Regions from separate parts of the Mus musculus genome. Here all the other regions are linked to region 1. The links are chromatin loops, found by intact Hi-C in ENCODE. Cell type or tissue: left cerebral cortex. All regions are shown on one strand. Links, peaks and the distances in the headings refer to the core of each region. The heading gives the core; the rest is flanking DNA.

What was found. Hi-C counts contacts between places; a loop is a spot of excess contacts. Peaks named below come from ENCODE experiments on the same cell type or tissue, not always from the same donor. Only the 100,000 strongest peaks of a DNase experiment are listed, where the experiment ranks them.
Region 2: it touches region 1 in a loop (7-fold over the local background); 4 of 42 quality-filtered maps call a loop at or near these places.
Region 3: a loop joins it to region 1, with 5 times the contacts of the local background. A loop is called at or near these places in 14 of 42 quality-filtered maps.

Annotation. Positions count from the first base shown.
Region 1 is chr8:79,290,153-79,300,673 of GRCm38, forward strand. Mmaa (methylmalonic aciduria (cobalamin deficiency) type A) reads right to left here and starts at 4,809. Exons shown (of 7, transcript NM_133823.5): 1 at 4,762-4,809. It overlaps Gm4890 (predicted gene 4890), which reads left to right and starts at 4,926. Exons shown (of 2, transcript NR_045823.1): 1 at 4,926-5,355. In left cerebral cortex, for the core only: CTCF peaks have their summits at 4,675 (motif pointing right) and 7,772 (motif pointing right); DNase peaks (open chromatin) are centred at 3,203, 4,725 and 7,805; H3K4me3 peaks cover 2,183 bases; H3K27ac peaks cover 1,819 bases.
Region 2 is chr8:78,062,311-78,072,831 of GRCm38, forward strand. It overlaps Gm6360 (a long non-coding RNA gene), which reads left to right and starts at 10,138. Exons shown (of 2, transcript XR_878949.2): 1 at 10,138-10,197. In left cerebral cortex, for the core only: a CTCF peak has its summit at 1,455 (motif pointing right); a DNase peak (open chromatin) is centred at 1,387; H3K4me3 peaks cover 866 bases.
Region 3 is chr8:79,392,776-79,403,296 of GRCm38, forward strand. It overlaps Smad1 (SMAD family member 1), which reads right to left and starts at 6,653. Exons shown (of 7, transcript NM_008539.4): 1 at 6,478-6,653. It overlaps Gm51578 (a long non-coding RNA gene), which reads right to left. Exons shown (of 3, transcript XR_003947567.1): 3 at 7,935-8,281. In left cerebral cortex, for the core only: no CTCF peak of the experiment used is centred there; DNase peaks (open chromatin) are centred at 5,132, 5,382, 5,802 and 6,737; H3K4me3 peaks cover 2,287 bases; H3K27ac peaks cover 2,743 bases.

The DNA.
Region 1 (10,521 bases), core at 1,525-9,524:
ACTGAGAATGTCATGCATGCGATGTACTATCACAACAATTAATAGCAGGCGTTCTTAGACAACCCTGTGCTAACTATCTGATCAGTTTGCTCTGGAGGCAGTTCTTTCATACCCAGACAGGGCTTAAAAGTCCTTGAAGTGAGAAACAAGAACTAAGAAATAACTAACGGCATCATTTTACCTGCCCCCAGTAAACTAACAAAATTATCCAGATTCTTCTGACACCTTCCAGGCTGTTTAAGGCTGATCTCCCCTCAGCCCACCCTGTGCGCCCCATCTCTTGGGACTATGTGAACGGCAGACAGCAACAGCTCTGCTTCACTTCATGTGCAGTATGATGAGGTTCTACGTGTACTTTCCTAACTAATCCTACAATAATCCTACAACAAAGGAGCCCCGCTGTACAGTGAAGAAGCTCAGCACTGTGAGGTGGAGGCTCAAGGCCTCACAACTAGTGGTGGGATTTTATAAACACAGATCTGTACGCTAAGACCTCAAGAGAAAGTTACACAGCCTTCACATTTGGATCTATCATTGTTACATCTGGATGTTCATTGTTTACAATTTGTTTTTTACTTTTGTCAAATTTAGAAAGTCAACATGATTTCCCAATAATGAGTTAGGTACAGAACAGACTAAATTTTAAGCATTTTAAAATGTTCTTCATTTCACAGAAAAGTCACACCCAATAAATCCACATAGCCCCATTATTTAATTAAACTGATTTAAAGGGGATACTACATTTCTTAAATGCAAATATAACTTAGCCTAATGAACAACTTTTTATCTTTAATATACATGTCACAGGCAGGACAGAAAAATAAGTTTGTAATTTTATTGACATTCTAGCAGATTCTGTCCATTATACTGACAAAATGGTCTAAGTAGGAAGAAGGGCTTCTCGCTTGCTCTTGTAACTAAGCACCTTTGCCTGAAGGGCAGAAGCCAAAGAATGTAGCCATTAACCATACCAAACTGTTCAGTTGTCATGAGTTTTGACAGAAAGCTTCATCCTACAATCTGTAGACTAAGCACTTTTAAAACGCAGAATTCTGTGGTATTTACAACGTTTAGTTGCCTACTACAAAGTACTGTCATACCTAATAAACCAGGGTGCCAGAGTTTTAATATACAGTGAAAAATACTAAGTAGACATAAATACTGAAATAAGCTGTCAATGCTTCTTGTTATGTTTTGGATCTTAAAAGTACTAAAGGTCCATGTGCGAGAGTCTTGGTGCTAAGCCCTTGGTGCTCTTAGGAGCAGTAGAGCCTTAAGGAAGTGGAACCTCTCAGAAGCTGTGCCATGGGGATCTCGTAACAGGGATATTAGAGTCCCAGCCCCTTCTTTCCTTCATTCCTGGCTCCATGAGGCAGGTAGCTCCTCTGCCACACACTTCCACCACAATCACTGTGCTACCACAGGGCCAACAGGGGCAGTTGGCCATGAATCAGTCTCCAAAACTGAACCAAAATAAACCTTTGCTTTGTTACAGGAACAAAACTTAATCATACTGCCCCTGAGAGAGTTACACAGATAATAACATTTTAAGTTCACATCTACTTTTCACAAAAGTGACTTATTCTTTCTTCTCCATTATCCACATCTCTCTAATGTTGTAGGTTTCAAGCTGTGTATGCTATAAGACATATATTTACAATACACATGCACGAATGCATGAAACACAAATGTCACTCGATAACATGTATCCCTTTTATAGATAATCCTCCCGAGCACTGTTTCTTCTGGTTTTCTACCGCAGCCTGCAATGAGTACACTGTGAAGTCTGGAAGCCCACAGTCTACCAACGCCACCTCTCACACATTCTCTACTCATCCTCCACGCTATCAGGCATCTCATGCTCATATACTCTCCTTCAAACCTACCTTCAAGGCTCCCCCTGCCTTACCTTAAAAATAAAAATGTTTTCTTCTATGACTGTGCAATGGCACAGTCAATAAATACTTATGCAGAAGCTACCATATGCAGGGCCCTGGGCTAGACCTTGGAATGTACTGGCATATGGGTCAGAAATGACTCCTGGTGGCATCAAGTTTACAATCCAGGCAAGCAGTGATGACATAAATACCTTATATTCCTCCATGAATTCTTGACACCCCCTCCTCCTCAACCTTTGCTTTCCTGCTGTCTCCATTCTGTGTGTACAGACTCCAGAGGCAGCTACGCTCTTTCCCAGAGTGGCTGTCACCATAGTCTTTCCATGTGGGACATGCTCTTTCTCATTATCTCACAAAACCCTCTTCATCCTCCAGGAACCATAGTGTGATTACTCCCCCAGCCTGACAACCCTCATCACAATGTACAGTGGTAACTTTTAAGATGGCAGTCTACTATAAACCATGGGTGCTCTGTATCTATAGCTCGTTCGCAGAATCAAAGAATATATGTAATAATTTTACGTTAGTCCATAACTCCATTACACTGACTGCTAATTGATATTTTGAAAGCAGAACACTTGTAAATGTGTGTTTTTCCTTTAAAAGTCTGATCCATACCCACTTTTCTGCATTGGGAGTTTGCTCAGCAGCAGGGCCTGACTTGGGATATTTGTCTTGGAACTGAGCAAGTGAATATTCTTAATGTCAGTAATTACCATGACAAGAAAAGGCATTTTAAACCCAATCAGTGTCTATGATATAGTACAATACACACAGGCCACACAATCACCCGGTGTGTAACTGATTTTGATTTGGAAACTATGTTGTCAGATACCACTAGCCTGCTTATCATCTCCACCCCTGCTCAAAGCTTCACCTCTCCCTTTCAAGTTTTAAAATGGTTTTACAGAGTGGTTAAGGTGGTCGCTGATAAGTGAGGGTAACACAGAACACACTCACTGCCTCGGGAGGGCTTCTCTGAGGTTCCTGTCTACTTTATCTTTCACTATTTCCAGAAAGAGTCACATGTCCAAATTTCTACTCTGAGGTCAATTTGTGCTGGGACCCTCTCACCATTAAATGTTGTTATTCATTGCTCTGGAAATCTGCAGCATTAGTGAGACTAGCACTGGTAACTGAGCCCTCTTATGGTCTCAGGCTCTTCTTGTGCAAATATAAGCAGGCCAGGGGAATAGCAAGTGTGAATAATGGCTGTGCACTCGGGCAGGACCTGGTGCCAAGTTCGTGCTGATCAAGAATGAGAAACACTGCCCTTCTCCACTCTTTCTCCAGTGCCCTTGGACTGCTCAGTAAGATCCATCTTGGAACATGAATCTAGCTTCTTCTGTTCAAATTCCTCCGCGTCCTAGCACAGTGATCTCCCAAACCAGACCAGGAGTACCTGTGAGAGGGAACGCTCAGGCCCCACTCCAGGCATTCTGACTAGGGGAGTGGGCCCCCACTGCAAGCATTCTTAAGCCTTCTGTGTGACACTGATGCCCTAGAACCAAGTCCAATAGTCTGTTTCTGCTGCACAATTTTCTCATACTCTCCTTTCAGACCTCCTTCCTCTAAGGAGACTTGGTCTTCCAAACCTAGTACTTACTTTCCCAATTTCCCACATTCCAGATTTAACTGGTCTCATCTTTCCTCTTCTACAACATTTCTCCTCTGCTTAAATCCACTCTTCTCTTAAATCCTCTCCTGATGATCCTGGCTTTGGGGAAATCTTTCTTCTCTAAATCAAATTATTCTGAATACTAACTTAGGTGATACCCGGCTCACAGAGGGTGCTTGTTAACTCAACCCAACACCAATCACATTAAAACCAACGGGAGGATCACATAAAAATATAGATACTTGTTCCTTATTCCAGAAAACTCAGATCTCTGTAGAAGACCCGTGGCAATGAATGATTTTAAAGCACTGATTTTAAAGCAATGTTCAACACCTTTCTTACATACAGCAAGACTAAATGTCTACTTTTCCCACATGACATCAATCAGCTGGGGCAAATTCCAACCATTCACTTGCTCCATCCATTCCAAATATATTCTTATGACACCCTCACATTTTGTAATCACCATTTACGTTCCTCATGATTATATAACTTTCCATGTTTATAGTCTCTAATAGGAAACAAAGCCTTAAAAGAACCATCCTAATAAAAATACTATTTCCTTGAATATATTTACTTCGTCAAAGAACTTTCGAGACATTGTAGATAACCCTCCAAACGTTTTGTTTCTCCTGGAAATTGGTTTTCTACTAGCTTAGCCACTTTTTATAGTTTCTTTGTTCTCCAAAATATATGCAAGGGAACTGTTAAGAAAGGCGACAGTAAGAAACCCTTTTCTTAGGCTCTCCTTCATTTTTCAAATGAGAAACATATCTGAAGTTGGCATGTCTTCTGTGGAACGCTACCGGCGCGGTCGCGACGGTGTTTGGCAACCCAGACACCGCTTTGTGACTCCCAGTGAACCCTGCTTTATAACCTGCAAATCTGTATTCCTTCCCCTCTGAGGGGTCTGCTGCTCCCTTCCGCAGGCGGAGCTCCTTAGCACTGAACAGCCTCCGGGCCTGGCTCCTTCCGCGCTGCCCGAGACGAGCTCACAAACCGGCCCACGAGAACCTGACAGCAGCGACTGCGACGCCTTTCTTATGTAAGGAAAAAGCGCTCAGTCCCTTCCAGTCCTTCCTGCAGGCCCCACCACATCCACCCCGCCCCCGACTCAGCCACATCCTCCTCGGCTGCCCCCCGCGAGCCTCCAGGGGGCGCCCCCGACAGCGGGGCTGACCCCGGGCGGAGGACGCACCGCGGCCCCGACTCCTGGCCTCCGCGCGCACCGGGCCCCACACTCACCCTCGCGAGGCCGCGCAGCAGAGCACCGCCCCTTCCGCCCACTGCTCCCGCCCTGCTCGCTCCTTCCGCCGCCGGCGGCACGCAGGCGTAACGCGACGCCCCGCGCAGGCGCAGTCGCTTAGCGAAGGCTGTCCCGCGGCGGGCGCAGGCGCGGGTGGCGGGGTGTGCTTGGGCGGGAAGTGGGTGGTGAGGGCCGCTCTGGGCTCAGCGTTCCCCACCTGGAATGCGTCCTGGCTTCGGCTGGCCCGGCCCAACCCTCAGCGGCCGCGGTGCCCAGGCCCACTCCTTCCGCGCCTGGAAACGTGAGACGGGTCACTGAGGACGACGTAGGCAAACTTTGCAGAGCACGTTGCCACCTGTTGGAGTAGCCGCTCCAGCCCCAGTCGAAATGCACGGCCGAACAATGGCAGTTCTGAGTGGCTCAGGGGCCCACACTTTCTTTAAAACCGATGCACTCGTAGTAATATTTCTTATGCCCCACATCCAGAGGCCTGTGCTCACCACCTCAGCAGTGCCCGGGGAGGTTCGCCAGGCGTGGGCAGGCTCTCCCTTGAAAGCACCTGACCTGGTTCTACCTTGCACTGGGGCTGAATGGTAATTAATTTTTTTATTTGTGTTTTTGAGATAAGGTCTCTCTGGCCGACCTGGAACTCCCTAAAACCATGCTGGTTTACATACTACCTGGCTCTGCCTCACAAATGCTGGGGTTAAAGGTGGGCCCCACCGCGCCACACTGTAGCTAATTTAAAAAAAAAAAAATTACTGAAGTCATGAGACCTACAAATTTCAGGCAGTCCAGAAGGAAAGTGTGTGGAGACAGAGAAAGGTACGATAGTACGTTAAAAACAGGCAGCTTAAACAGCAGCGGTAAGTGCTCCTTTAACTCGTCCACCGTAAGTTTTAAATGTTTAAAAGCAAAGTTGTTGGGACTGGAGCTATGGCTCAGAGATTAACATTAACGTAAGAACATATTGGCTGCTCTTCAAAGGAGCCAGATTGGGTTCCCAGTGCCCACAGGGAGGTTCACAGCCATCCAGTTCCAAAGAAATCACTGCCCTCCTCTGGCCTCTGAGAACACCAGGCACACATGTAGAGCACATTCCTACTTGTAGATACATAAAAATATTTTTGAAAATTAAAAACCAGTGAAACTTTGTACCTAGCAATTATTAAAACATTTACAAAGAAGAAATACAAAATTCATGATACAGTAGTTTTCTTACAATCTGACCTTAACAAATGCTGCACCATGTCTAAGAGCACTGGGAAGGGTTTGGAAATGACCTCGTTATTACAAATATCATATTTAAGTCCATATATTAAGGCTTGGGAATTCACCAACCAACTTACGTAATGCATATAATCTTTTGGTTACTGCTCAGCGCTGTTTGCCATGGTATGTATAAGACTTGTGAGTCTTTGTAATCTGTCAGTTGTGACTTTTTAAATTTTCATTTCAACAAATTTGAGTAGCTGCCAGATACTGTTCAGGCTCCTGGAACGCCTGAGGCTGGCATGCTCAGTCCCTTTACAGCATGGCATCATATTTGCATATAACCTATTTCCATCTTTAATGTGTTTAAAGAACAGGGAGCCAGAGCAGGTGCTATAAGCCTCAGAGAATTGGAAATCACATCAGCTAGGCAACAGAGGGTCAGAATATGGATACTAATCAGATATGCCTTTGTTTCCTTCAAGGGAATTACATGGGAATCTCTTATTGTAATGCATGAACAGAGTAAGTACAGTCATCTATTTGTTTTCTATTACTGCCATAAAAGTTGGTACAAACTTAGCAATTTAAAAGAACAGAAATGTACTGTTTTCTGTAGGTCAGGGTGCAACTAACCCCCTGTGCTGAAGTCAGCTTGTCAGAGGACTTCATTCCTTTCTAGAATCTCAGAGAGAAGAGTGTTAGTTTGTTCTTTCTAGCTTCTAGAAGCCCCTGAGGTGCCTTGGTCTGTAGCCCCTTTCCTCTCCTTTCAAAGGCAGTAGCATCAGTAAAGAGGTCTTTAGTTTTTAGGATTGGTGTAACAAAATTGGGCCCACTTAGGATAATCTCACCATAGCAAGGTCCTTAATCATAGCTCCCACGTTCCTTTGCGTTTTGTAAGAAAATATATTCACAGGCTCTGGTGATGAAAGTGTGGAAATCTGTATTGGGGGAAGCTTTCCCTACCACACCTCTGGCCCCCAAAGAGTCATAATGTTCTTATGCAAAATTCATTCAGTCCTTGTTCCCAGAGGAACTGCATAGTTTCAAAGCATTACAACATCTAAGTCTAAAAAGATTAAATCATGTAAAATTTCTAAATTCAATAAGGGTGAGACTCTGGGTTTCTATCCAGGGCAAAATTATTTCCCATCTGGACCTAAGTGACTAGAAAATAAATTCTCTGCTCCCAAAGTACAAAAATAGTCATTGGAATAAGAGACAGAATTATAAGATGGTTAAAACTATCTCCTATAAAAAAGAGAAGCCAGAGTGGGGAAGCAACAGTCCCAAACAGCCTCAAATCCACCCCAGCAGTCTCCACTCAAAGTCAGGGCTACACCTCTCCTCCGTTCAAATAAGAATGTGATGGCCTTAAGGGTCATTACTCTGCCTCCAACAACCATTGCTATATTCTTTGAATTGACTGTTTTCCTACGTATCTGTATATTTGTCTTACCCACTTCATCTCTCCATTAGCCCACATCAAATGGCTAGTTACCATTAGTTACCTTTAAGTAGACACTTGATCAGTACTTTTGAAGTGCAGCATTTTAAGAAACTGCATTGTAAACCACTTCATGGGAAGTGCAAATATGCCATCTAGTTTCTGTGGAAGGGAAAGAATGCATCTCCGTTTTGTATTCAGGTCACATCTTCTCTGCAGCTAATTTACCCTAAAATCGTTCATTTCTTTCAGGCCCAAAGGCGTTTTTTTCTGGTCATTTCTATGGAATAGGCAACAATGTACATCCAAGGTTATCCTTGTGAAACCTTTTAAGGATGCTGGAAGCCCAGCTCTGCCTCCCAGCAGGTGGCAGCAGATGAGTGCTTAGCACAGGGCACTGACTTCACCCTGGTCCCCAGCCTGGTTAATGTGGTGCTGACCTTCCTTAGGGAGAAGAGCAGAGAGAATCTGGAAGCCGCCCACCTGGCAGTGTATCAGCATGTTGCCTGGTGGGGGAAGCATACTTAAATTACATAGCTAAATTTTATTGTTCATATTCTTTCTCATTTTATCTTTTCCTTTCAACTAACTGTGTTAAGGCATTTTATGTGGAACTTTTGCTGTATTTATGAGTCATGTTGGTCTGTGACTTATTTTCTAATGTCTGTCAGCAGTTTTTCTAAGACTAATGTCATTGTGCTTGCTGTCTAAGCTTATAAGATTGACATGTGTGTTAACGTACATTCCCCTGGTGTTGCCGTAGTTGAACACACTGTCCATAACCATCAATACATTAATATCCATCAGCATTAGCTAGGAATACATGCAGTGTAGCTCAAGTATTCTTATAGACAAACATGTATTTTAAGCCTTTATTGAAAAAGTCGAAGGAAAAGGTTAAAGCATCTAAGACAGGGCCAGCAAACTGTGGGGCATGGGACAAGTTAGTGTCTAGCCTAACTTTTGTGCATTGGAAAATCCTGGGGAAGTTCCTAGAGGAATAAGGATAAAGAGAGAAACTCACCATATCTGGGGGAACTGATCACTTCTCTACAGGCATAAGACAGGAAGCTTTGGTGGACCCAGGGCCAGGGCATGATGGCAGTGCCTGGGCCATATTTGGTTGTCACAGTCAGAGGTATTGTTACTAATGGAGCTGTTAAAGCCAGGGAGGCGGGTAAGCATCCTGCCATGCACACAGACATGTCCCTCAGCTTCGCTGACCTCCAAGATTACTCATCCTAAGGTTGACAATTGCTAGTTAAAACTGTCAAAGAAGAATAGTACAAATTAATTTAGACCAATAAAGTCAGATCACAATAAATGAATAAATTCATTCTAAACCAAAACTCTCTGAAGAGGAAATAGAAATTTTGAGTTAATAATTTAAAAATATTTTACAAAAACCCTCTAGACTCAAGATGGTTTCGCTGATGAAATATGTAAATATATAAAGACCATGTGATGTTAGTTATACATAAACTGGGAGAATGAGGGAGTAATGACAGCATAATCTTATAAAACCTGAGGTGTCAGAAGCAGTCATCAGCAAGTAGCATTGGAGATGCAGATGGAGAATCCTTGTACAAAATACCAGCAGATTGTCACAGCAAAATAAGAAAAAAATACAACCGTCAAATGGGGTTTATTCCAGAATGTAACTTTCACCCAACATAAATAAATCAAGCGCCTGATGGCACAGGCCTGTAATTCAAGCTTCTCTGGAGGCTAAGGTAGGGTCACAGACTCAAAGCCTGCCTAGGCCAGCTGAAGTCCAGTCAGAGACAGAAAGACAGACACCCCAGCAATAATGAACCCACTCTGGATTTCTAACCCATCATGAAAACAACTAAAACGGTAGGGGGGGGGGCTTTATTACTGCTGTCTGTGAATGACCAGGGGCCACCAGCATACTTATTGATAAATCTGTCCTAGGCCTGAATGAAATGAGGCCATCTCCTTACACAACTGCTGTTGGGCTTTGTTCCAGGGTCTCACAAGTCTTCCAGAGACAAAAATTAGAAGAGAGTTAAGGTTGTCCCTGTTTGTACAGTCTCATAATTCTGCTGGAATTAATGCTAGGTCATAGGTGAAGTTTGAACAGTATATAAAAGTATTTCAACATGCTAGCAAGCAGCGATTTTAATATGAAAATTTTAAACAGTAGCAAAAATACTTTAAAATGCTTTTAATGAAAGATAGGAGCTATATCCTGAAACTACACAAATGCTTAAATGAAAACATTTAACAAACACAGTGATGAGCACATTCCAGATTGTTGGCCTCAGAAGTCCAGACTGACACCCAGGTCTGTTCTCCTCCGCCAGGGGACGCACACGGGAAATGAGTGTGGGGTTTTTAGTTCCAGTTTCCAAACAATTGCACTAACCTGGTTCTGCCCTGGGCCAGGAGTAGTCTAGAAACACCCGAAGCTGGCTGTTTTCCCTCTAAATATTATACCAGAAGTAGAATTACAGCATATTTAAAAGTCACAAAATTCTTCCTTGCATCCTTTCCCCCTGATGGCTTTAGTTGACAAAACAGAAAATCTGTTTTGATGAATTTAATAAGTAGACAAAATATAAATTACACGCACCTGATGGTGTAACAAAAATTCTTTGCAGAATGCTGACTCTGAGGAAGCTACCTTTTGCAAACTAAGCTTCTGGTTGACAAGATGACTCATTCTGTTTATAGACAGGCAAGGTTTCAAGGAGGGAAGGCCCTAGGATTTCCTGGGCCAGCTATGTCTCTCATCCTATTATTCCAACAAAATACTTGAAATTCATTATTAAGAAAAAATTGCAGCATCTAGCTTTTGTGCTAACTGTATCTCTTCCAAGGGTTTATGAAGGTACAAGCTTTGGCTTAATCGATTTTTAAAAAGATTTGGGACTATAAATAATTTTTAATATTAAAAAGTACTTTGAACGTGACTCTTGAAAAGGTTTGACGTTCTGCCTCTCGGTGCTTTTTTTTTTGGACTGTCAATCATGCTTTATTTAGCAAGATTACTGTTCAAACTTCACTTTTAAAAGTGTGTGTGTGTGTGTGTGTGTGTGTGTGTGTAGAGCCTTCAGAAGTCAGAAGAGGGTGCAGA
Region 2 (10,521 bases), core at 1,357-9,356, 1.2 Mb before region 1:
AGTACAATTAGGATGGATTTCTTTTTTGAAAATCAATTTTTAAAAACAAGAATTAGTCATTTAAAGACATCACTCTAAAGTAGAAATGAGATAGAGCATATTTGTTTATTGCTCTGCAATTTGTTAGTTATGTGATGCCTTAAACAGCGCTGCACTTCCCTCGTCCTTCGAGCTGACATCTGTATCTTTCTTGGCGCTGCCCAGCTCCTCTGGGCTGTGTGACTACAGAAAACTTCCCAGATGTTGGGGGATCTTTGCTCTCAGTTCACTTTACCAACTCCTCTGTAACATCTGGAGCAGTGATTTCCAAAGTGAAAGGGCCCTGTTAAAGAAATAAAATGTTTCAAGGGCTTTTCAGAAATTTAGTCTCAGTTAGCTGTGGACCAGAAATGTGGATTTTAATAGCATCTCCATGCACTTCTGAACTTCAACAAGGTTGGAAGTGGCTCAAGTGCCTTTAATTTCCCCAGCAATGGAATCACCAAAGCTACAGGGACTTAAACTCAATTTAAAATCTCCATATACTGTGTGTGTGTATCTCTCTCTCTCTCTCTCTCTCTCTCTCTGTGTGTGTGTGTGTGTGTGTGTGTGTGTGTGTAGACATGGAAGAGGGAGAAAATGAATCATGCCTAGAAGTAGCCAAATAGCTCGAGTCACTGTAAAAATTAAATTGAGATATTCTTTCTTCCATATGTCCAAACAAGTACCTTCAGGGTGGAATTGAGGTAGTGAGAGAGCTTGTACCCCAAGACACTGCCTGCCTTATATCTCCTGTGGCACAAGACAATGAGGACTGGTAGATTTAGGTGTCACTTAAAAAGTTATGGTTATGTTTTGGAATTTCTGAAAGACAACTTTTCCTTGCCTCTCCCTGCCCCTCCCCCATCTCTTGTGTTCGATATGATTTGCCTTGAAATTCAGTTGCCTCCACGCGTTTCTTTATCCAATAATGCCTAACTTTTCTTAGAATAGATCACGAAGCTATTGTGAAACGAGTATTTCCAAATAACACCATTCTTTCCAAGGTTTTCTGTACAGGGCCTCACCACAGCAAATCGAAGAAGGGCGTTTTCTTGAATGGGTCACAGAGATGCTACATTAACGCTGAGGAAACATGTCCTTCAACAGGAAAAAGAACACCAGAATACGTTCTTAGGGCCTAGTTTATAAAAACCACTTCTTATCTTTAAGACTGTGGCGAAAATAGAGAAGAAAACCCTGCATGCTTTCAAGGGTGTTGCTGTTGGCTTTGGAGTCAGACCCACAGTGGGGAGGGTGAGTCGCGGCGGCTGCTTGCTTTTCTTTTTGTAATTGAAGCCCATGTTTCCCACTCCTTTGTATTCCAGCCATGCTCCTTGGCTACTGGGCAAGAACCAGCGGAATCTTTTGAGAAGGTTTAGTTTGGAGGGAGCCCATTCCACTCCGCAGAGGAGCGCTCCCTCCCAGCCTGGCCAGCAGAGGGACCTGCGGCTCCGTTTAGAGGTCTGGGGTCAGGCGTGCCGAATCGACGTCTCCAAATAAGCGTTTGTTTTCTCAGCATTTTATTCTTTGTTTCTCAGCTTTTAAAAATGCAAGAGAATTATCTGCAGGCACATATTCAGATTTAGATCAAAAAGTGGACCAATGAGGCAGCACTCTCTGGTGAGAGCTAAACCTTGCCTCTTCCCTCCTGAAAAGGTGTCAGCGATTTTGATTAGCCCGGATCACTGACACGGCCAATCAGCCCCGTTTTAATTTTTAAAAGACACCCGAGATGTGTTTTGCAGCACCTTTCGCCTGTGCAAACTGAAAAATTAAAATAAGATAAAATTTAAAACTACTTTAAAAGGAGAGGGGATGTTCAGGAAGGGTGCCGGGAGGTCCTCCGAATTTAGAAGACTCTTGAGTTTTAAATACCACAAACCCTGTCCTGGTTTTCGAATGTTTACCTTTCTGCAAAGCTGGCCCACAGAGTACCTTCTCGCTTCAAAAGAAAATCCTGGCACCTGGAAGATCGGCCTGACAGTGAGCATTAAAATGGCTTGTTTAATGAGCAGTGTGACTGAACCACGCAAGGAACGCTGGGGACTCTCTCCCCCGTGTTTACAGTTTGTTATGCCGTGTGCTTCCAGTGTCCCTTATTTTGACAAGCTATCCAAAAGTTTGGAATGAGGATGGGCATTTTTTTATTTTTATTTTTATTTTTCAAAACCTGATTGCTAAAAAAGCAAAGGTGCGTCTGCTTACCGGCTCGCGTGGAGCAGGAGCTGCGCCATTAAGGGAGAAAACTTGGCAGGAGAAGAGCACAGGAGACTGGAGAAGCCTGTGTATTACTGATGAGCATGGCCATGGTAAATAAATGCATATGCTCTGAGAGCGTCGGGCCAGCCGCCATGTTGTAAGGACATTTCCTACCTTGTAGGTAATCTCCGTTCTTGGGTCTGGAGGCTCTGGTCTTCCGCGTTTAAGTGCTTGTCACTTTTTCTGTTCCTTCCTCCTGCTCTCGGTGGCCAACACGCACCTTTGTTTCTGCACAGAATTGTCGGAATCTGGAAGATTGTTTTCTCTAGACGTCTTACTTAAGTTTCCCTTCATAAATATAATTACTGTTCTTTCTATAAAAATGGGGGGGGGGAGGCACACTTTATTTTTTGCTAGGACCAAAATGTAGATTCTTTTCTGTATATGTTTGTCATATTTTTTTTTTAATTAAAGTATGGACTTGCTTCTCACTAAGTTCAATTTTCTGTTCCCAATGATTTTTAAGTATGCCATTATCCCATAATTATGGAGTGATTAGCTGAAAATAAGATGATTTGAAATCATTAGTATTTCATTAAAGGAAACTCCAGATATAATTTTTTTTTTATTTTTTATTTTTCGAGACAGGGTTTCTCTGTATAGCCCTGGCTGTCCTGGAACTCACTTTGTAGACCAGGCTGTCCTCACACTCAGAAATCCGCCTGCCTCTGCCTCCCAAGTGCTGGGATTAAAGGCGTGTGCCACCACACCCGGCTCTCCAGATATAATTTTAAAATTCATTCATGAAATATAGTATAAACCCAAGCTGAAGAATTCTAACTTTTGTGGCTATCTAGTAGACAGTGAAATTGCCTCTCCTACAAATAGGTTTTTATCATCTCCTGCTTGATAGAATCAGATGCATTGGTTTACAGAGTTTGGGCCATACTGCAAATGCCTGACTAGGAGTAAGGCTGTTCCCTCCACAGATGCACAGGCAAGGGCCTGTCTCTTCCACAGATGAGCACACGAGGAGAGGGCTGATTCTATTGAGGTGTTACACTGTAGCTATCAAAGAGCAACTCTGTTTTCTCTAGACTAGGTCCTGTGTTTAGGTTCTAGATTTGCATTTGCACTGTAGCAAAGGAGGGGAGAGAGGATGGATACTGTGAGACTTTTAGAAGTTTCCAAGGTTGTGACACACTTGGTGGATTTAGTAATAGTTGGTGAAAGATCAGTTGCTTGAGCAGATAAACTCAAATAGGTCCAGAAGTACCACTGTGCAAGCAGACACTTTTAGCACAAAATAAGGTGTGTGAGGGTGCACACTTATTGTGTGTGAGTGTGTGGGTGTGGCTAGGAGAGAGAGAGAGAGAGAGAGAGAGAGAGAGCATGTGTGTATCTGAGTGAGTGACAGAGAAATGTTGAGTATTCATGTGTGATTGTGAGCATATGTGTGTTGTGTGTGTTCATCTCAGGGCTGTTTGTCTCTTTGGCACTTAGACCTAAGGGAGGAGGCAGACAGAACTGCCTTGCTCGACCCGTTTTTTTTTTTTTTTTTTTTTTTTTTTTGGTCAGGATGTGAGTGATTTATCTTCTAAAGAAAATGATAGGTCCCCAGGTGAGCGGGCAAAGATCTTGGAGCCTTTGGAGCAGAAAGGACCCCAAAAGCCCTGAGCTAAGACCTGTGGGGTGCAGAAAGGCTGATCGCGGTTGGGCCTGGTTTTCCAGGCTCCACCTCCACCGTGGGAGGCGCTGGCAGAGACAATGCCCTGGAGGCTCTTGTCCTTTGGGTTAGGATGGTCACCTTCTCTTCCCACTCACCGTCTTCTTCCCCTCTCTTCTCCTGGGGAACAGTTGTGGAATGAGTGTGGATTTTTGTTGGATTTGATTTAGGTAAGTGAGGCAAGCCTGCCGTGTAGGCCAGCCCTGCAGAGCGGGGGAGGGGGGGGGATGTGTCTGAACTTAACAGATGCCATTGCCTCCAAATGAGGGACTTCAGGAAGAGGCCGTGCTGTGGAAAACCTGTTACTCAGACTTTCAAGGCCAAGCTAGGCTGCTACTGACCTCAAATGTTACACAGGAGGAAAATACTTAATTATAGATGCCCACCCCACCCCATCAATTCTCTCTCTCTCCCTCCCTCCCTCCCTCCCTCCCTCCCTCCCTCTTTCCTTCCTTCCTTCCTTCCTTCCTTCCTTCCTTCCTTCCTTCCTTCCTTTCCTGCTTTCTTTCTCTCTGCTTTTCTTTCAGCTCTCATGAATTCTGGGAGTTGAACATTTTTCTTTCATCACACATGCTGCTGGGAGACTCACTTGCCACAGGGAAGGTAGCATAGACCACTAACTAGGCAGACAGCAAACTTTCAGTTCTTAAAAGACCAGGCTGGCATCCAAGTGCACACTCACCCACCAAAGTTGTGCGTGCATGCCTCATCTGTGAAAAAGAACTGATAATGAGCCGCCTCGTGGCCTGCTTTCCCATGCAGAGTGTGGGCAACGGCTGTGAAGACAGAACACTTAGGACCTTACCTTGCTCAGGGACACTTAATAGATGCCAGCCCGTTTGTTGTTCCATTAAAAGTATCATTCTTACTTATGGCTCTGGAAATCACAGGTGCTAGCCAAGCATTCTTTTTCTGAGCTATGTCTCAGACTGTTACAGTTGTCTATTTGTGACATAATAATATATTAGCAATAGTACACTGTCAGGCCCCAGGGGAAAACAGACCAAAGCACTTCTAAAACCCGACTCCGGGCCCCAGAGGTGCATGTTGCTAAGTACCCGCTGACCACTGAAGCATTGGAGGCATCAGGATTAAGAAGCATAGGTTGGACCTACACAGGAGCACTATCAGCCTGAAGAGTATGAGTGACCCAGAGTGGAGAGGCAGAGAAGCCGACTAACAAAGTGATACAGAGAAGGATGGAGTCTACATGCTGAAGGAAGTGTGGGCTGGCCAAAGGGTGTGTGCAAGGGAGGCTGGGACAGCCAGAGAGCCTGAAAGCTGTCGAGTGTCTAGCTATGAAAGTCTAGATGCTGCAGTGAGCAACTAGACCTTAATCCTAAATACTGTGGGCAAAGGAGAGCCTCCTTTCATCTGTTGGCTGAATGCAAGTAGCACTTGGTCTTGGAGAATGAGCCTAAAGAGGGCAGGGTTAGAGGGGGGGGGGCAGTAAATTGGCCACCTGAGAGCCTTGCTGGGGCACAGCGTAGGGTGGTGGTGGGTGGTATATGGAAAGCCAAATGTGTACCTTGTATCCTGCCATAGCTACAGAGCAGGGACTTGCTTTGTATATTTTAGAAATCTCCTTCCTTGTTCATGTCTTGCCTTTTAGCTCCTCTGTCCCAATATCAGTGATTTCTTTATCATTTTGTACCACAGTCTTTAAGCTTGACTTCGTAAAATCTTCCATGAGGTGAAGCCCGGGAAGAAGGAGAGAACAGAAAGATGGAAGAAAGAACACAGCCCAGTGATATTTCGAAATTGTTCTTCTTCCTTTAAATATATTTGTTGCAAAATAAAAGTGAGGTGTCTGTCTTGCATCCGGCACACACTTTCTTGTTGGACCAAATGTCATTGTAGCATGAAGTGCATTATAATTCCGTTGAGGACATACCCCAGATGACGATGACATTTTAGGACCAGCTCCAGCTTTCCTCCTTTGTTTAACACCTGACAGTGTGCACACCTGCGTGTTTAAGCGAGTGACAGTGTGTGCACACCTGCATGTTTGAGCGAGCGGGAGCAGCAGTCAGAACAAGTTTGTGAGCTCATTGCTTCTTCACGACGCAGGGGGTACAAGAGAAGATTTGCGCAGCCCTTGCCACTAAGCTGCACAATAGGTTACCTGGAGCCCTTTGAATTCAAACAAAGAAAGTCCTCAACCTGATTAGAATTAATCAACCCTGACTTGACTTTTCTGCTTCATCTTTGGAAAAACAAAGATGATACAGGTGGGCAGGCAGGACCCCTGACGGGTGTTAATGGGGGGTTTTCAAGTTTGTCTTGCTTTCCTTAAACTATTAAGAAAGAACAAAAAACACTACTTAGAATAGAATCAATTTTCAGGAAGGGAAGAAAGAAACCTGAGAATTTATTATTAAAGAAAGAAATAGAGCCAAGGTGGAGGGGAAAAAAAGGCCCTTCTCACATCTCCCGGCCAGGTGCTCTGTGCATATAAATGTTTCAAGTTGAGCTTTAAGATCAAGGGAAAGTCTGTAGGGAGCCTTGTTTCCTAGAGGTCTGCTGGCTGGAGCTGCTGCAGGATACAGGCTGCCCATTTTTATTTCGTCATTAAGGATTAAAGGAGACGAAGATTCTGGAATGGTAGCTCCTTGGTTTCCATTAACTTTGTACAAGACAGTAAAAAGCAACCTTCCAAGGGACGGTTTGCATATGGATTTCCGGCTATAAACTTACCTCCTTCCTGTCATCTTCTGAGTCTGTTTAACACAAAATTGCCCTGCCTCTCCTGAGCTCAACCAGCAAGAAAGCTGTCTTGTTGCAAAGACTGAGAATGTCTGTGCCTCTCAGAAAGCCTCCTGCTTTTCACAAGAGAGTGGAGGGAAGATGAAAAGAATTTCACATAAGATAGCTGGGTGCTCCCGATACTGTGAGTAGCAATTGCCTCCAAAAGCTCCTTACTGTTGCTCAAGTTCTCTGGGCATTCCATGTCTGAACACAAGATCGCAGGTGGAGCAACAAGGCATGTCCATAGTTTTAATTTTCTCTCTCTCTCTCTCTCTCTCTCTCTCTCTCTCTCTCTCTCTCTCTCTCTCTCTCTCCCCCTCCCTCCCTCCCTCCCTCCCTCCCGCCCTCCCTCCCTCCCTCCCTTCCTTCCTTCCTTCCTGTCTTTTTTTCTTTCTTTCTTTTTTTTCAGCTGTTTGTTTCATAGCCTTTTGTCAAAACTCAAGTGGGTCTGAATATACTCTTCTGAAGGCTAGTGACAAAGTAACATCCACCTATGGAGATGCTCCTCATTCCAGTACTACCCCTCACTTACAGAGAAAGTGCTGATGAAGAGCCTAGCTTTTAACAAAATGATGGCCCTGCTGTGATCCCAGCACTTGGGGACTGGGGAAGGAAGATCAGAAAGCCAAGGCCTGCCTGGGCCATGAAGTGAGTTCTAGCTCAGCCTGGGGAACTCAGGGAGACCTTGCCTCAAAATTTAAAGCCATTACATACTTGAGAAGTGACTCAGTGGTAGAGCTTCCTCAGCAAGGGCAGGCTCCAGAATCACTGCCCAGTGTCAGGGCAAAAACAAAGGAATAACAAGATGATTTCTTATTTAATCCAAGCAACCTTTACAGGAGACTTAGAGTTTGTGCAAATGTATACTGTCTGTTGTCAACACTTTTAAACATCAGTCTCAAAAACTTCAACATGGAGATCAAAAGTCTAAAGAAGCCAAGTGACTGTCCCTGGCGCATGGACCCCAGCTGACAGGGAAACCTGTATTCTCCAGCTCCAGCTCCTGGGGTATGGAGCGAGATTACCGTGACGTTAATAACTCACATTTTCCATCACTTATTCTCAGGTGTCACAGCACAGAAGCAGATCATATGATACAGACGATCAAAGATAGCAAGGACAGCACGGAACATCTCAAACAGAAATCCTTGCATCATCTACCACATTTTTATGTCCATGATTATTTAGCATCATGGTTATTTTAAAAGTTGTCATTGATATTGACACGTTCATAGTCATTGCTACTTATTAATGCGCATAGTTACAGATACTCATACTCTTACCTACTGGTTATACTTATTTTCTGCTAAAGCGCATGCTCGTTCCCTGGGAGACCGAGTAATGACATACATACAGATACTGAAGGAAATTTTAGTATATGTACAGTCAACCTTGACCTCCTATGAGGCACACTTGAAGCTCCTTGAGCTTTGAAGACGTTTTAAAATTATTTTTAAAATTATGGGCATGTATGTGTGTGTATTTGTGTATGTGTGCATGTGTGTGTTGTGTGCCTGTGTGTGTTCATGACTGAGGCTGTTCCCAGCTCCCTCTCTCTGTTTTGAAGTGTTCCCATGTGCCCTTCTCTAGTCTATGACTTGGTGGGCAGGGATGGGGGTAGGGGTTGGAAGGGGGAGGAATCAGAGAATCTGGACCCAAGATTAGCCCTGTGTTCAGATGAGTGAATTTTCTGTCTCTTTATTATTTCACTGAATCTTAGGGAAAAGTCACCACATTTTTCTGGGCACAGAAGTTAGAGGAAATTGGGTGTAGTTTGGTCATGACACTTGCAATATTTTTCTCAAGCAATTGTCCTACCAACAGTGTCTAAACATGCAGACCTTTTAGGAGCCGAGCAAGGCAGCCTTATTCAGTTCTACACTCTTCTTGTCCCGTGTCTGTGCACCTGGGGAACATTGCTGATCAACAGCATGCAACAGGCATCTGGAGGAAGAAACCAGTGACCCCCAAAGAGTCTGGAGATTACAGACAGCAGCATGGGGAGGGGTGCCTGGCGGTGTGTGCAGCTTCATTAGGGAGGCCCAGGGTTACCAGATGCTATTGGCAATACTAAGTGGGAGTTTCTGTGACGTAGCTCTGTGACGTAGGCCTTTAGCAGAGCCATGGCCTTTGCACTACCCACCGAAAAGAGAATGACTGTTTCCTATGGAAATGCCCAGTGCCTGCAGAAACACCAAAAGTTTACATTTCTAGTTTTTTTTTTTAACCATATTTCTCCATAATCATTATTACTTATTGCTCTGACTGAGGCTTGGTGGAGTTATTTGGGCAATAAGCATGAAAAAATAATACAAAGACAATTAACTGACAAACCAAGACCAGGGCAGTTACAGCTCAGATGATCTGAAGAAACGCAAGGAGCAAATGTCTCCAGCCCACTGTGAGACATCGTTTTAAAAGGGGATTTTAATTACTTTTAAAAATGATTTGTGTGAGGGTGTGTCTGCCTATGTGTGGGTGTGGCTCATGAGTGGTGGTGACTAGCAAGACGGGAAAAGATGTTGGACTGGTGATGGGGTCCTTCGCAAGAGGAACCGCTCAGCCACTGAGCATCTCTAACTCCAACGGATCTTTTAAACTGTTTTGCCCATGAACTCCAAGTTCCACAGTACTGAGTGGCTTTCCGACATCATCTTAGATCATCTTAGAACTGTGACCCATCAGTACAGACTTTAGTATTTTATGAATCTGTAAACTGAGACTAGGGGTAGTCTCTCAAACTTTATTCTAAATATAATCAACTTTCCAGTATTTTCTACCTTTATGCTATCAACTTAGATCTCCCAAAAATTTAGATATAATAAGCAGCCAAGTTCAGAATTTTAAACACCCCACATACCCAGGTTAAATAGATATTAGGGGATCCAAGTAGTTCTTAATAAATCCCCCTTAATATTCCATGTAACTCTTGATCAGAACCCATGGTAAACTAGCTTCACAATAATCTCTGTGTGTGTGTATGTGTGTGTGTGTGTGTGCGCGCGCGCGCGCACGCGACAGGTGCACATGCTGCCTGGGAGGTCAGAGGACAACTTGAAAACACTCAGTTTTCCTTCTACCGTGTCAGTCTTGAGGATCAGTCCGCGGGCATTGGGATTAGTAGCAGGTACCTTCATTGGCTGAGCCATCTTGGCAGCCAAGAAAAATAATGTTGATGATTATGGCTCACCAGCCCATTTTGAGTACCAAAAAAAAAAAAAAAAAAAAAAAAAAAAAAAATGAAAAGAAAGAAACTAGTCATCTGGCAGTGTCTTGTATCTTACTTCTTTCTCCCACCAGTGACTGGTCCTACCACATTCACACCTCCCTCAAAAATGCCAATGTCTGCACAATTTTACTACGAACAGACAGTTTCAGTCAAAGCAGAGAGAAATGAGGTTCCTCCTGTCTGTTGCAATAACGTTAATATTATCTCTGTACAGATGCTTTCAGAAGTATGGAGCTAAATGCAGAGCCCTGGAGATGCCCAGAAGCACACACGGGTAAGCACAGCCTTTCACAGAAGACCTAAGAAGCTGCAAAGTTGCAGGATAAACTTTTTACCATGACAAAGTAGAGTGATGTCGCCTGTTCCCGTATGAGATTGACAGCAGGAAATAATGACAATCAGGTTAGTGCAGGATGCATTGCAATGCAGAGGAAAGGAAGAGCTGTGTGTGTACTCACTCGGTCAGAATAAGCCAGGATAGTTTTACCACCCCTATAAAATCGGCCTCTCGGGATATGCATGCTGAATTCTCTAGGCTGCAAAATGACTCTGGCTGTTGGTGAGCTAAGAAAGAGTAGACGTGAAATGAACATTTGTT
Region 3 (10,521 bases), core at 1,273-9,272, 100 kb after region 1:
CCCCCAAATGGATGTAGTCACTGATGTTTGAACCATTCACGAAAGTGTCTTTTATGCAAATGAGAGCCCTGACGTGCTCCTGCCCACGCTGCAGAGCTGGTTTGCGGACTAACTGTGTCCTATCTTGGCACACCTAAATGATCGGTTTGGATCTGAAGTAGCTGCAGGAGAGTATCCTGCTTCCTGGTTTCATTTCTTCTCAAACTTAAAGGAGGCCATTGCACAGTTAAGTAATTGCTGAAAATACCTCATGTGTTTTTACTATACAACTCAGAACACTGACAGTCAAATTAGACTGAAGATGTCTACTACCTGATAATGGCAAAAGAAGGAATACCGACTGAAAAGAATAGACTTCAGAAGAGATGCTCTATGTTGCTAAACATAGCCCGTGATTTTGGTACCACGGAGAACACCAAGACACTTCACCAATCTCAACATCATTTTGACTTATATTTTCTCCACCCTTTTATAGTTAAATTACCCTTTCTCTTCCCATACGTTTCCAACTATCTCCTACTACCCACCTAGCTCCTTCCCGACAGACCCCAAACTTCAGCTTTTAGTACGGAATACAGTGGTCTAGAGAGTCGAAAGAAGACTTTCATGCACTGTTCAGTATGTCACAACTGTCTGACTCAATCTGAACTTTGTACAGCCTCAGATCACCCATTTCTAATAAGATCCCATTGATTAAATCAGACATGGGGGTTTTCTTTTCGATTTCTAGAATGAGAAAAAAATCAATTTTAAGCTGTAGAAAGCAAACATTTCTCTATGTTTGTCAGATTTAATTGCTACTTTGCTCAAACAATGTTAAGTATAAAAACAACAAAATTATGCCAAAAGAAATTATTCTTTCTTCCCCTCCCCAAAAGATCCAGGATGTGCTCAGCTCAGTGCCTCAGAAACACTGAATGGAACAGAAAGAATAAATAGATAAAATAAAATAAATGGGCCCACAATACGCAGAGGATCCAGATCTGGCTTTCTGTTTCCATCAGTTAGAGGGGAGACATTACACAAGCCAGGTAACCTCTCTTGGCCTCAGACTGGCCAACTCGGTAGGAACCAGTTGGATTAGACACTCTTGAAAGCAGTATTTAAGAGTAAGCATCTTTAGTCTCTGCAGCTTTTGGCAAGACAGTCTCAAAATCAAACCGTGTACTTCGCCTGAAAGCACAGAGCCTTATGCACAAACTCACTAGTGCATAGCCACATCTCTGGATAGGAAGACAGGAGTATACAGGATGTAGAAGCCAGGTAGGTAGGTACTGAACCATGCTTCCATCAGATTCTTAAACAGCTCTAATCCTTCCTCCAAAAGAGTTAAGAGCAACTGAACTGTGAGACTTTCTACAAAAGTTGACACCCATTCTTAAAAAAAAAGTCTCCAAGGAATTTTCGAGAACCGCTCTTATCTCCAGCTGCTTCGTTAGGGGAAGCAGAGGCGTTCTGATAAACAGATAAACCAGGTGACTGTAACTTTCTTCAGCAGCAGCGTCTGTCAGCTTGGGACTGATCGCAGCAACACAAAGGGCAAGTGGAGGGAATTAATCAGAAAAGCAGAGATACAACTGCCCGGACTTGTAAACGCGCTGCTTTCCTGGCAAACTTGTCTTCAAATCATGTGCTGCTTAAATAGGGGGGTGATGGGAGAAAGCACCCTCCAAAAACAGGATGGCAAGGAATCCATTTGTCTCAAGGCCTGAAAGTACAAGCAGGCAGACATGTCCATACCGACAAAGCAAAGCCTTCCAAACCGAAGGACTCCAGCTAGTGAACGTGAGGGTCTCCAGGTAGGAAAGGAAGACAGACAGACAGACAGACAGACAGACAACCTGAGGGTCTCCAGGTAGGAAAGGAAGACAGACAGACAGACAACGAGTCCATGGTGTTCCTGGCACCCCTGCTCCACCATACAACTGGGCTGGAACATGCAGCATGCACGCTTTGCACTGTCCACGCACGTCCTTATACCACACAGTAACTAAGGGCAACACGTCAGCTCCGATCTGAGACTAGCCTATGTTATGAATTATAGAGAAAAAACTACTATCTCTGTATCTATATGGCTGTAGTTTTACCATAGACACCAAATGTTTAACTCTTACAGAACTGCAGTGCCTTGGTACAGAAGAAGGTTGGTGAAGGTGCCTACTGCCACGCCAAATAACCCGAGCTTGATCCCCGGACCCAGGCAGGGAGGGAGAGAAGCGACAGTGGGTTTTCCTTAACCTTCATGTGTCGGGCGCCTTCCCTCTTCACAGACACAGACAAATGTTGGGGCTTTTTTTTTTTTTTAACTTTATTTTTTTAAGTAACAGTGTGATTATAGGAAAGGAAGCTTCGTAGCGCTCCCCTACACCTCCCACAGCAGACACTAGTATCCTTGGCCTGGACTGTGGTAGAATGTTCGCTCCTACAAATCGACGGTCGAGATGCTGGGCTTCAGTTTTATAAAATGTTCAATGAGTTTGACTTGGGATGAGGCTAGAATTCCCAATAATTTTTAAAACAGCCCTAAACACGCTTCTGTCATTTGACAGGACATATTTAGGTTGACAAGTCTCCGCACTGACAGTTATGAAGTCAAAGTATCATCTATTCTGAAAATCTGAAGATTCCCTGCGTCCTGTGTGCCCAGCCAATTTTAATGTAAAATAAACAAACAGAATGTCCGTCTGATTAATTAGCACATTTATTTTCCTTTTTAGTAAGTGGTATGTGTATGTGTATATATTATGTATACTAAAGACTTACCTTTAAATAAATTTTAAATGTTTTTATCTTCAATTTGTTTAAGGAGGTTAGAGGCAACTTGTGGAAGTCTGTTCTCTCCTTCTACCATGTGGGTTCTGGAATCAAACGCAGTCCATCAGCCTTACTGACATGCTGGACCATCCTGCTGGCCTTTAATAATGGATATTTCTTTGTAACTAATTATCAGTAAGTATTTGGTTTGTAGACCTATTTCATAGACTTCATATACTCAGGTCACAGAAAAATTTCTGGTGCATGAGAAAGTTTAAGAGAAAAATAGTCTACAAAGCAAACAAACAAAACAGAAAATAAATAATAAAACAGAGTTAGGACTGAGGCTCAGGGCTATCAGGTGGCTTGATTCACATTCCTACTTAGACTGTAAATCCTAAGAACTTGCCAGCTGTGTGGCCTGAAGCAACACACAGTCACTCTGCCTCAGTTTCCTTACCTATAAGATGGGAACACCACTCTTCTGGAAGTTCCAGGGCTTAAATAAGTTATAACCACCATAAACAATGCCTGGCACACAGTAAAAACTCAGAAAGAGAGAAAAAACTACAATAATTTCCATCTACCTAGTGCTCCAAATCACGGTCACAAAGGGCAAATAGGGTCTATTGAAAGCCAACTTCATTTTAACCATTGTCTTCAAGCAGCATTCCAAACTGAAGTTGTTGTTGTTTAGTTGGCTGGTTTTGAGACAGGGTTTCTCTATGTAGCCCTGGCTGCCAAACTGCCTTTCTGAAAAAAAAAAAAAAAAAGTATTTGTGCAGAGGAGTCCTAGGTCAACTCTCTAGATTCTAGAATCTAGAATTTTCTGGGAGAATAAAAACTGTCACAGGCACATTCCATTCAACATGGTAGTGGCTTATGACTACTTGAAATGTGGGTGGTGCAGGCAACACTGTATCTTAAATAATGACTGAGCTACACAGACAAGGCTACTTCTACTTAATAGACTGAGTGCCTAAATTACAAGAACTTAAGCAAAAGCGATGGTCTTTCTTTTCCGATTGAGTCGCTGTTATGTCTTCAGTGGAAGCCTGGAGCCTATACCCTGTTAAAGCAATAACCTCCTCACTCACTTACCAGCACCGTGCAAGCTCAGGGCAGAAACAAAGAAGGATGCCTTCCTTTGGTATCTCAGCGCATCCAGAAGGCCACGTTAAATTCACACTGACGAAAGCATCATTTGATACAAAGATCGCAACTGTGAAGGTCCCCATTACCAACCCAGAGCATCACATGAAAAGCTACACCTTTAACAAGATGCAGCAACCCTCAGCCCAGAAATCACAGTTCAGAACACTTGGCCCTCTTTTAACAACACGGAGGTTCTTCACCATCTCCCCTCTCCATCATAAACCAAATCCATGTAGCACCCATATCTGAAGTATAACGCCAGAGTCCTGCTTAGCTGCCCTAGAATACGGTTTAATTATGATGGCTGAACTAATAGGCTGACATCACAGACTTTTACAGGCTGACCCCATGTCATCCTGACGGATCATTTTGCACCAGTTCAGTGCTGTAAATCAATTTAAGATCTCAAGCAGGTTGAAAAGGCTGGTAATGATGCTCTCTCTGCCTCTCTGGAGACTCCGCATTACACACAACTCTACATTATTTATAAAGTCTCGGCGATGCCTCCATTAGCCCTGTAAGACCACACAAATGAGGTCTTTTATACACACACACACACACACAACTTGGCCTTGATTATGTAGGCTACTGCAGCTTAAATATGCTCATCTAATTACATCAGAGCTTATTCTTCTTCCAATATACCACATTATTGCATTTTATCTTGAGCCCAGAATAGCTGGAAATCAAGATTAAAAACCGAAATTTAGTTTTTAACTAATGTGTGTAACTGGGGACCAAGATTTACTTCCTCTTAATGCTCACACGAATTTACCAGAAAAGGAATTTAAATTCCAAAACGAACAAGAGTTTAGCATTTTTTTAATTGCCAAAAGCAAAACAAAACCCAGCTACTCCTCCAAAATGTCAAAACCACCATCTCTCCAAGAACTAGAGGACATTGCAAAAGGGAGAGTGTATTTTATTACTACTATGGTTGCAGGGGTCAAAACTAAATCAAGGACAAATCCCCATCCTCTGAAGAAACCTGATCGTTCTGGAGCCTCTGGCATCCCCACCCCCAGAAGAGACCCTGGTTTACAGTTCCCTAGGAAATGCAGACTTCCACAGATGGCACTCCACCTTCAGAGAAATATCATCTAACTGAAAACGAGGAAAGCAGAGATGGAGAGGGCGAACCCAAAAGCCAGTCCAGTCTATTTAGGCCTGGCACCTACATCACAGTAACGCTGGTGCAAAACATAGGCGCACCAATTGAAAACACCCAGGCAGTGGACACTGCCTCTGCCTTGACTCTTTGTGAATTGTTCCAGCACAGCTCATCAGCTTCCGGTACAACTTACAGTGGTAATTATAAACACGATGAAAAATGAACCTGGCCAGGGAACAGTTTTCTCATTGTGCTGAGGTGTGGGCACATTATCCACCACAGGCCCTTAGAGAGAGATTGATGCTGTGAAGGGCATGCTGTGAATCTGCTCCAAAAACAGGAAGGCATTACATAAACCAAGCAACTCCTTTCAGTCCGTGCTTTGAAAACTTCAGATGTCACCCAGGAACCCAAGAGAGGGGGAAGAGGCCAGGGGTTGACAACAAGCATTCTACAACGATGCTCTCTTAGATGGCTGTGGCATAGGCGGCGATTTTCAGATGGAAAGCTCTTGGCTGGATTACTTTGTACCGTGCATTTAGAAAAACTACATGTGCCTCCGAATAAACAAAAGCCGCGACTACCATACTGTCTGGATGTAGCCGGTGATGGTCCCTCCTGGCTCCTCCGAGCACCTCGGGGAGACGCTGGCCCCGCAGCCTTCGCACGCAGTCCGCAAAGCGGCTGCACAGGCCCGCGCTCTCACGCCCACCGCCCCCACCCCGCGACAGAAACACTAACAAAGACGGTCTGGACGAGAACAGTTGTTCTCGGCGCTCGGAACGCGCAGTGAGGCAATCGAATCCGGTAAAGGGAAAGGAATGAGGCGACACTGGGCGACGCAGGGGGTGTAGGCGGAAGGGGGCGGGGGGGGGGGGGGGGAGACGCGAGGCCGCCAGACCTTTGAATAAATCAGAGGGAACTACGCTACGAACTTTCCTTAACCCCGATCCCCAAATCAGGCTGTGTGGGGACCCACAGGGGTGCGCGCGTCCATCCAGGGAGACCCGAGCTGAGCGCAGCGCTGTCCCCGCGAGGGTCCGCAGGCCGGGGCGGGGACACAATGGGGCTGCGGCCCGATGCGGAACGGGGGTCCCCGGAGAACTGGACACGCCCGACAAAGACGCGGGGAGGCAGGGAGGTCTGGCGGCAGGTTCGCGGCCGCGAGGCGCCATCATGGGGGGGGGGGGGGACTGCGTCCCGGAGCTCGTCCCAGATTTCCTTCAGCGCGGGTCCCCCGAGTCCTCCCGGATCCTCCCCGGAGCCCGTCCCAGATCGACCCCAGAGCCCGCCCAGAATCCCCTCGGAGCCTGTCCCCGATCCTCCCCCGGAGCCCGCCCGGGATGCCCCCCGGAGCCCGCCCAGGATCCCCCCCTGGAGCTGGTCCCTGTCCCGGTGCGCCCCGCGCGGCACAGGACAAGTCTGTCTCGAGTCGGCTCGGGTACGCTCGGCTTTACCGGCTCGGCGGCGCGCCCATCCGCAGGGACGCACGAGACCCGGCGCCGGGTCCCGTGCTCCGATCCGCTCCCGGCCGCCGTCCCCGCGCTCTGCTTAGCTCCGGGCCGCCGTCCCCGCGCCTCGGCCCCGGCCTCGCCTTGGTGCGCCCGCTCGCTCCCCGAGCCTGGATTGATCTGGTCGCGCTGGCGTCAGGCAGTCGGAACCGCCCAGCCTCCACAGCCCGCCTGCCAATACCCGGCGCACAACCCGCCTGCCGCTTGCCCTCGCTCACACGCGCACCGCGCGCGCCCGCTGCCGCTTAGGGATCCTCTCCAAATTACCGGCCCGCGCCTTCCTCTGACTCTAGTCCCTGCCTAGCTGCCAGTCAAATTCCAAAGCCTGTGTTATTTTCTGAAAAGTTCTCGAACACGACCATCGAGCCCACTCAGTCGTCCTAAAAACGCATTTTTAAAGGCCCTGCAATCACTGACTCAGTGATTTACCGGCCCTTCATGTAGCATGAGCCTCAAATTGGCTGACCTGTTAACTACTAGGTAGATACATTTATTTCCAGTATGTACCCTTCCTGCGGCAAATGACAGAAACCATTTGTATGTTTGTTAAAAGGTCTCGTAGCCCAGGATGACCTCGAACACGCTTTGAAGGGGAAAAGGCCTTGAACTTCTCTTCCTCCAGCCTCCACATCCTCAGTGCTGGGATTACAGGGCTGCACATATTTTTATTTATAAGGTTCTGGGAATCATCGAACCCATGGCCTTATGCATGCTGGACAAGAACTTTACAACTGAACTTCCTTGCTTTCTTGTTTGCCTGGAAATGAGATCTCTCTCTACAGACCAGACTGGCTTTGGACTGGGAAATACCCTTTTAGTACTGTAAATTTGGGTGCAATCTTTTAGATAACAGTTTTGCCCCTATTCCCACCCACCCCCCCAAAAAAACCCACAAAACAAAAATACACACACACACACAAAGGAACTCACATCTTACTGATCTGTTCAGACACCAAAAACACCTTCTTGAAACAATCAACTTTTTTTCTTGGTCAGTTTCTGGAAGTTGGCATGGAATCTTGAACACTTATCATAATGTTGAGTTATGTTTAGAGAAGAACTATTCTAGGAGTAAATGCCCCACAAACCAAAAAAAGAAAAAAATCATTGCCCGCAATATAAAGAAATACCAAAGGCCACTACAAATTAATGACACTCTCCAATTATTCCTGTACCTTTACATGCTTAGCACTCCACTTAAAATTCTTATTAATTATTTAAGTATTATATCTGCATTACATATTTAATTATTCAAAGGAAATGCAACAAATCCCATAAACCCATAAAATGCCATTTATAAATTATACATAAGAATATTCCTGCTAATTAAATTTCTTTCTTCATTAAACTATTTGAGCACTTACTGGTCAATTCTTGGATCTCATCTTATTTTCCTTAAAAGCAGCATTTGACATAGTTGGTTGCTCTCTGGTCCCTTGGGCAACAGTTGGAGTGAGCCTGGCTTAAAGCCACTCAGGGCCATTTCCCTCCCCTGTACAGACCCTCTGTAGATGAAAAGAGTGAGGTATATCCATACATGGGAACATTACTCAGCCATAGAAAAGGAAAGAAGCACTTCCCCTGCCTCCCAGGGTGGAATGAGAGCCTCTGTCCCATCCTCAGCACAGAATAAACCGGGTGGGATGGTGCTGGCCTCTAATGCCCACCCTCTGGGCTGGAGCAAGGTCAGAAGTCCAAGGGCATCCTTGGCTATATAGTAACTTCAAGACCACCGTGGCCTCTGTGAGACCTGTCTCAAAAACAAAACAAAACAACCAAGTATTAGACATTCTGCCAAATGAACTTGCTTCCTTCATGCAAGATGCTCATAGTAGACAAAGCCATGGAACAGAATAGGAAAACCTGGGATTACAGTGTGGGGTGCAGGATTGAAAGACCTAGGAGGGTCTCTAAAGGATTCCAAAATAAGATTAATAATAAAATCAGGTAGTTACACAACTGTGTGGATATAGCAAAAGTCATATGATTGTACATTTTGAATAGCTACATTCTATGATTGTAAATTTTATCCAAATAGTGCTGTTTTTTTTTTTAATTGCAGGCATCTAAAGGCAGTGCATGTTTCTTGTTTAAGTCCTGAAGGGAGGTCTGGAGGGATGCCTTAGAAGTTAAGACCTGTCTGCTCTTCCAGAGGGTCCTGGGTTCAACTCCCAGCAACCACAGGACAGCTCATAACCATATCTCCAGTTCCAGGACATCCAATACCCTCTTCTGTCCTCCAGGGCACCAGGCCAGACACACCAGGGAAGGCCTTGTTGAAACATGCATAATATAAGTGAAGACATGGAGACACATACCAGCAAAGCACCATACACATATAATAAAAATAAACAAAAAAATCCTAGGGAGATATACAATGGCATCATGCAACTGTTCATTAAAGTAATTTATAGCACCACAGATGGCCTTTCTTAGTGCATGACTACTGTCCCTAAATGATAGTTACTAATACTATGCACATTATAAATTTTTATTTTACTCCATGCAGATTATTTCTTTAAATGGTAATAAAATTTTGGATACTCTTTCAAAATGGGCATTTTTGAGACAGTTGTAAATTGTGATTAACCTCATTATTAAAGTCATTTTGTTTGTTAAAAAAACAAAAACAAAAAACAAAACAAAAATCAACTGACTTCCCACTTCTCTCAGAATAACCATTTTACCACATGGAGGTCATGCACAATCTACCTTCTGTTTGCCATTCTCTCCCACCCCAGCCTAGTCTTTCTCTCTTCTCTTCCCAGTGCCATCCTGGCCACCTCCATCTTGCAGATCAGTCTGGACACAGCTTCACCTGAGTGTATGGCCATACCCTCCCTGGACAGCCCTTCCCAGAGACGTCCATGCAGCTTTGCCCATCCGCACCCGCGCCATCACTCATAGCGTGCCGTGAGGCCCTCCCTGGCCAGTGTCTGACATTCACTTGTACTACTCAGTTCCATGCTCAAATGTGCTCTTTCTTGCTGCTAGCATGCTTGGTCACCCTTCCTTTATTGTTAGTAGATATCTTAGCTAACCAGAGAAATGGGATAACTCATGCTTTTGAGGTTTTGGCTTGTTTGTTTTTGCCTGCTTCCATTCCTCAGTGCCATCAGAGCCTAGCTTCTTTAGCCTTCCAATGTACACTGAAAAGCAGCACTCCTCCAGGCCTTCAGCCACAGGCTCGAACTAACGGAGCATCCAGCCTGTGTACTGCCAGCTAATGACTCCCTATAGTGCTGATGACCGTGGTTGGATTGCCCACACCCTTCACACAATCCAATTGAATAAATTCCTTTCATAACATATATTTATCATATTCTGTTCTTCCAGAAACCCTTGACTAATACAGTTCCCGTCCCTCCTAGCAGAGGAAAGGGCAGTTCTGCTTCACAGACTCGTGGAACATCAGAAGCCAGAACAGTAGTGCAGGGAGAAGAAGCCAAGGCTGGGAGGGAAGGCGGGGAGGCCCAGGTGTACCAGACTAGCAGGTGCAGAGGTGTGAGCGCCAGGGAGGTCTTGTCCTGCTTCCCCCTCTCTATGAACAGACCCAGGACTGCTTCCAGAGAATGGGACAGGGTGTCTGGGAGGCTAGTGGGTAGATGAGAGGCGAGTTCCAGACTGTCATCTTCTCAGAGTCAGAAAGCACAGGAAGTAGGGAAATATGGTGGAAATGCCAGGCCACACTGCTGAGTACCCATCTGAGGTTAGCCATCAAAACTTAAAGCAAACCCAGGCAGCCAGCTTCACTTAACTGAAGCCGGACCAGTTAAGTGTCCCAAAAGCTGGGACTCTGCCAGTGAGTGTGATGGAAGGGAGTCAGGCACTAGAGGGCAGAGACAAAGGAGTGACCACAAGCACTGAGTGGTGATGAGCAAGGAGAGAGGGTGACATGATGGGACGGTGATAGGATCTGTGGATTGCCGGTCTCTGTGGGGCTTGTGGGTCTCTCAAGTTGAGGGCCATTCTCAAAGAACAGTTTGAGAA